Regions from separate parts of the Homo sapiens genome. Here region 1 is linked to region 2. A link is a loop called in an ENCODE intact Hi-C map of the cell type or tissue named here. Cell type or tissue: mammary epithelial cell. All regions are shown on one strand. Each heading gives the region's core, and the rest is flanking DNA. Links, peaks and the distances in the headings are about the cores only. Region 1 overlaps AOAH (acyloxyacyl hydrolase). Region 2 overlaps AOAH (acyloxyacyl hydrolase).

Region 1 (2,918 bases), core at 108-2,607, 66 kb before region 2:
CATTTAGCCATGCAGGAACAATGGTGAGTCTTTAGCCCAATGGAGAGCGGCAATGGGCGCCTCACTGGATCAGGAGCACAGCGGACACCCTGCCAGATCTGAAGAGATGGAAGTTAGCGGTAGGTCTGCCACGGCGGCAAACAGCAGTGGTGGACAGCAAGTGAAAGCTCAGCTCAAGTCGTAACAAACACAGACCAGAAGAGAGTGCAATTGCAAGATTTAATAGAGTGAAAACAGAGCTCCCAAACAATGGGAGGGGACCCAAAGAGGGTATCCATTGCCGGCTAGAATGCCTGGGTTTACATCCCGATCATTATCCCTCCTGCTGTGCTCTCAGGCGATAGATGATTGGCTATTTCTTTACCTCCTGTTTTTGCCTAGTTAGCATTTTAGTAAGCTCTCTTTCCTACCTGATTGGTCGGGTGTGAGCTAAGTTGCAAGCGCCATGTTTAAAAGCGGATGCAGTCACCTTCCCAGCTAGGCTTAGGGATTCTTAGTTGGCCTAGGAAATCCAGCTAGTCCTGTCTCTCATGCTGACTAATTACAAAGGTGCAATGAAGTTATCTACACCCAAAGAAGAAAATGAGAAGGCCTAGTAACCCGCTCAAGTCTCTCCCATTCTAATAAAATAAATATAGAAACAAACCTCACAGAACACTCATTCCCCTCCAGCTTTCCAGAGCAATCAAATTTCTGTCCTACCTGTGAGAGGCAATTCAACACGATGTCGAAGAGCACAGATCCTGGTGCCAGCCCACCTGAACTTGAAGCTCAAAGCTTTACTAAGCTTCTATTGTATACGTACACATTAGGGGCTATAGAATAAAAGGCAACGACAACTGATTTGAAATTGGACTAAGTGCTTAGCATATACACAGCATCTAAAATCCTCCCACACAATTATAAAGTTATTCCATTATCTTAACTTTACAGAGAAAAAATCAAAATTCAAATTGTTGGTTGTAACGTTGTATAATTGACAATGTTTTTAAAAGTTCCCCTTTAAACATCTGAGGAAATTATGAACAATGAGATAAATGACAAGGCCTTCTAGACACAGAAAGTCAGCTTAAAATGGAGCAAAATATATCCCAATGCATTTGAGATTCTTGTTTTTGATTAAAATAGCATTTCAAATCAGTGGTAAAACACTGGATTACTCAATAAATACAGTGGACTAAAGACTAGACATTTGAAAAAAATTTAAGCTAGATGTTTATCTATACCTTATAGCAAAATAAATCCCAAATGATTAAAGACTGAATCACTTAAAAAAAAAAAAAAGGAACCATAAAAAACCTGAGCAATTGTATTTGTAATTTGTGATTGAAAAGTCACAAAGGGAAATACTAATACATCTGACTAGTAAAAACTTGCCCCCTTCACAAAGTCAAAAGACAAATGGCATACTGGGTAAATGTTTTGTAATATGCCACACAATGAATTATTTTCTGTTTGAATCAAAGAGCTCCTAAAAAAATCAAAAAGAAAAAAAAAGTCAGCAAAGGCCACAAACAAATGGTTTAGGGAAAAATATCAAAGGACTGAAAATTTAGGAGAAAATGCTCATCCTTTCTTATAATTTAAAAAGTGAAAAATTAAAATGAGATTTTATCCACCTCCTATGTATTTGGACTTCACAAAGTTCTGATGGTGATTAGGCAAGAAATTATCACAGAAACAGAAAAGGCTTTCAGTATCAGAGACTACAAAATTAAGTTGCTCTCTGCATATTTGAAGGCTTAAAACTCTAAGAGGGCCGGGCGTAATCCCAGCACTTGGGAGGTTGAGGCAGGAGGATCACCTGTAATCCCAGCACTTTGGGAGGTCGAGGCGGGAGGATCACCTGAGGTCAGGAGTTCGAGACCAGCCTGGCCAACATGGTGAAACCCCCATCTCTACTAAAAGTACAAAAATTAGCCCGGCATGATGGCGTGAACCTGTAGTCCCAGCTGCTCGGGAGGCTGAGACAGGAGAATAGTTTGAACCCAGGAGGCGGAGGTTGCTGTGAGCCAAGATAACGCCACTGCACTCCAGCCTGGGTGACAGAGCGATACTCCACCAAAAAAAAAAAAAGAACTCTAAGGGAACTGAAGATGGCATTGGAATGCTATGTCTGGATTTATGCTCTATTGTTCCATCTTTTCTCCAAGCATTTCACATGATCTTGCCAGAGATTCAAAGCTGTATTTTTGTTAACACCCATATTTGGAATCTTGTATAATTTGTCTACTTAAACTTGTATTAAGACTGATTTGGGGGCTATTAAACTCATAGAGGTGTTAAAACTCTTCAAAGAACAGCAAAAATAATGCAAATGTTAAGTTACTATTGACTTCCGATAAGTGGAAGAAATCAAATTATTCCAAGGAAGGTATTTCTATGATATTTGAGATATGAACATTTTTCTTGTCTGCTTTTGAGAAATTCAGAAAACAACAACTATCTCTCTTGAGAACATGCTTATTAATTCCCTCAGCTCAAGAATCGCTAATGACGCTAATGACTGGGAATGGTTCTAAAAGATCCTTTGAGTTTTAAGGCTTTAATCACTGCTCTCCCAGCATCCACTCTTGGCCCTCATCTTCACTTAATTAATCACCCCCATTAGAGCTCAGCTCAAAGTCATTCCCTCTAAGAAGTTTTCCCTGATGCCCCAAGTTAAGCCAGTTCTTCCATGATTCATCTCCGTTCTTCACACTCCATTTTTCCAGCACTTATTACAATTGTAATTCGATAATTGTAAAATTAATATTTAATGTCTGCATCTTCTGTTAGGGTGTAACCTCCATGAAAGCAGAGACAGTCTGGCTGTTTTATTCCTCAAACATAGTGCTAGTCCCTGAAATTTCCTCAGAGCTGAACATAGTTCACTACATGCATTAATTACTCAACAACTATTTGTTGAATGAGAAATA
Region 2 (2,918 bases), core at 257-2,756:
TAACCTAACAGGTAGGAAGCCTTGTCTGAGCCCAGCAGCTCATGAATTATTGAACACAATGCCTATGAAGTCTTTTTCCCTGTACTATTTTTCTGGTCCAAATTCAAAATTTATCATGCTGTCCTGCTAATCTTTTTGTATGTGAACTCCTAGGACCTCCTCTGTAGCCATCCTCACCTCTGCATAATTAGCTTATTGCCAGTCTCTCTGAGTCCACGGTGAGTCATATTCTGTATGTTTATCACTCTCTGAGGCTACATCTTAGTTGTTCTATGATGTAGTGAGTTAGGGGTTACACAGAACTCTGGGATGTGGCTAATATCAAAGGACTGAAAGGAATCTTAAAAGGTCTTTAATCTATCTCCCTGGCCCTATGCTGGCCTGACCTCCATCCACATTAGAAAGAAAGTTATCCACCCTTTTCTTAAATTTTCCTAGCAGAAAAGGTCCCTGGATAAAGCCTTAAAGCCTGTCTAGTCTCTAAGTTACCCAAGTTTATCCTAATTTACTCCCCTCCCTAACTCTTCACATCAAATATCCCCAGGTATTTCTCACCAACCCTACTGCTGGAGCCTGTTTTTTGTAACTTATTCCCTAAGATTCAACTTAATGGAGACTCATAATTTATACCCAAGCAAGCTGTGCCTCTGGACAGAGTCAGAAATTGCCTAACAAGAGGATCACCTGAGGTCAGGAGTTCAAAACCAGCCTGACCAACATGGTGAAACCCTGTCTCTACTAAAATTACAAAAATTAGCTGGGCATGGTGGCATGCGCTTATAATCCCAGCTACTCAGGAGGCTGGGACAGGAGAATTGCTTGAACCCAGGAGGTGGAGGTTGCAGTGAGCCGAGATCATGCCACTGCACTCCAGCCTGGGTGACAGAGTGAGACTCTGTCTCAAAAAAAAAAAAGACACTGACTAAGAAATTTCATCAGAATATGCTACATCACTCTTGCTTGAATCATATCACATCTGGTTTACCTCAGAGATCTCTGGCAGGCTACAAAGCCTTTGGAAGAACTCCATTTTTGCCTCTCTCCAAATAGGTTCTGCCTTGAGTCAACATGGGAGGCCATCTTTTATTTCATTTTAAATCAACCTGTTTAATTTGTCTACATTACTCTTGAGGCCCATTCTTGATATTACTCTGTTTTGTTCTACCGAAATGCAGTGGGGGAAGGCATTAGGAAGCTCTCAGAAAAAGTGATTTTTTTGTGTTCCCTGAGCCAATGTTGGGAAGAGTAACAGCCATTCTGTTTGAGTTTTACTCATTTTGAATTACGGTGCTAGAAATCAAAACCCAATCAGTGTGTTTTCACATGAAATGCCTGTACTGCCAGGCCCTCCAGTAGAAGGAGCTGGTGAAACTGGAAAGTTAACGTGACTCACTTCCATGCCTATGCCTGGAGTTGAGGATTCAGTTCTGTAGGCATTGGGCAAAGTGTGGAGAAAAGAACTTTTAAGTACCCGTCTTGTGCATCCCTCAACTTACAAGCCCAAAAGCAGTCACCTCCTCCTAGCACATTGGACCGGATTTTGATATATACAACAGAGCAGAAAGAGAAAAATAAAAGATCACACTGGAACACTGGATTTTTGTGGAGAAAGGAGAGCAAGAGGAAGAGGATTTGAGGCCAGAATCATCATGATAGTTTAGCCTCATTATGCATAGCATCCTAGTAGCCTCAGCTTGTCCTATGACTACAAGCTCAAGACCCTGCATATATATAATTTTCTATTAAGCTATCTTCTCAATTTGCAGGCATATCAAAATATTATATTGATCCCACTATATACTCAGGATTTCTGAGCACTCCTTGAGAAATGCAGTTCCTAAAATATATAAGAGAGATTATAGATTCGGGATGGGGATGAAAGAAAGCAGTATCTTTTACTATGTGAAATACTTTCTAGTGCTTGGTACAAGGCTTTCATCCCAAAATTCTAGATGCTATTTCTAGTCAGAAATGTTATTAGAACTATCTCCTATTGGTAAAGATTTCTATATTCTTATAATGAAAGGTGCAACTAACTGTATCTATAATATTAATACCTACACTATTTACTCTTCATGAGCAGGACATGAGCAAAACAATATTTTGGTATATAAATTCCATTCTCAGAATGATCAAAAATACATTTGTGACTAAATAGGTAAGAATTACTTTCCCAAAGAAAAATAACCCCTCTTTATTGACCATAAAATTATTTTAGTATCAAACTCAGATCCAGTGTCCATTTCCCATCTGTTTTTCCAAAATATAATAAAATACTCAAGGCAGAGGGCATAAGTGACGCAGTGTATAAGGTATCCATTTCAGGCTTTTGAGTAAGATAGCAGATTGAACACAAGCACTTACATCTCTCCCTTGAAAAGCCCTACTCTAACGACAGTAAATGAATTTGTCCAAGAGGACGAAGAGAACAAGAAGAGCCAACAGCCACAAAACGTTGGAAGCTAGAAATCAGACAGATGAATGGTAACTGACTTAGTAGATTCAGGAGAGCTGCATCCTAAGCTGGTTGGAGGGAATGCCAAGAAGCAACCCAGTTCACACTGCAGAAGCCCCAGAAGACTTGGGGATTGGTTACATGTGGGAGCTGTAGAAATGCAGGTGAGGCTAAACCAGAAGTATTGGTTGGAAGATTGCTGAAGAGCAGTTAGCTCCTCAGACCCCTTCCAACTCTCCACAGGTGGTCAACTGCCCCTCCCATACTCTGGAATAAGACTAGAGCTTTATTCTCTGGAAACACTAAAGTCAAGGGCCTCTGGACTGGAAGACACCAAACATAAATGAGGAGAGGAGTATCCTACGGAAACACATGAATGCTAAATGTTGAGGACCCTTCCCTACATGCCCCAGAGTGTTGCCAACCCAGCCTGTACTCTCCTGGCTGCAGACTAGAAGATCCT

The links. Hi-C counts contacts between places; a loop is a spot of excess contacts. Peaks named below come from ENCODE experiments on the same cell type or tissue, not always from the same donor. Only the 100,000 strongest peaks of a DNase experiment are listed, where the experiment ranks them.
Region 1: it touches region 2 in a loop (5-fold over the local background); 2 of 110 quality-filtered maps call a loop at or near these places.

The regions. Positions count from the first base shown.
Region 1 is chr7:36,646,996-36,649,913 of GRCh38, reverse strand. The region is part of intron 4 of AOAH (acyloxyacyl hydrolase); the gene reads left to right. Among named protein-coding and RNA genes, the nearest start is that of AOAH-IT1, 48 kb to the right of the region's middle. In mammary epithelial cell, for the core only: no CTCF peak of the experiment used is centred there; a DNase peak (open chromatin) is centred at 1,273.
Region 2 is chr7:36,580,847-36,583,764 of GRCh38, reverse strand. All of the region lies in intron 12 of AOAH (acyloxyacyl hydrolase), which reads left to right. Among named protein-coding and RNA genes, the nearest start is that of AOAH-IT1, 18 kb to the left of the region's middle. In mammary epithelial cell, for the core only: a CTCF peak has its summit at 1,363 (motif pointing right); a DNase peak (open chromatin) is centred at 984.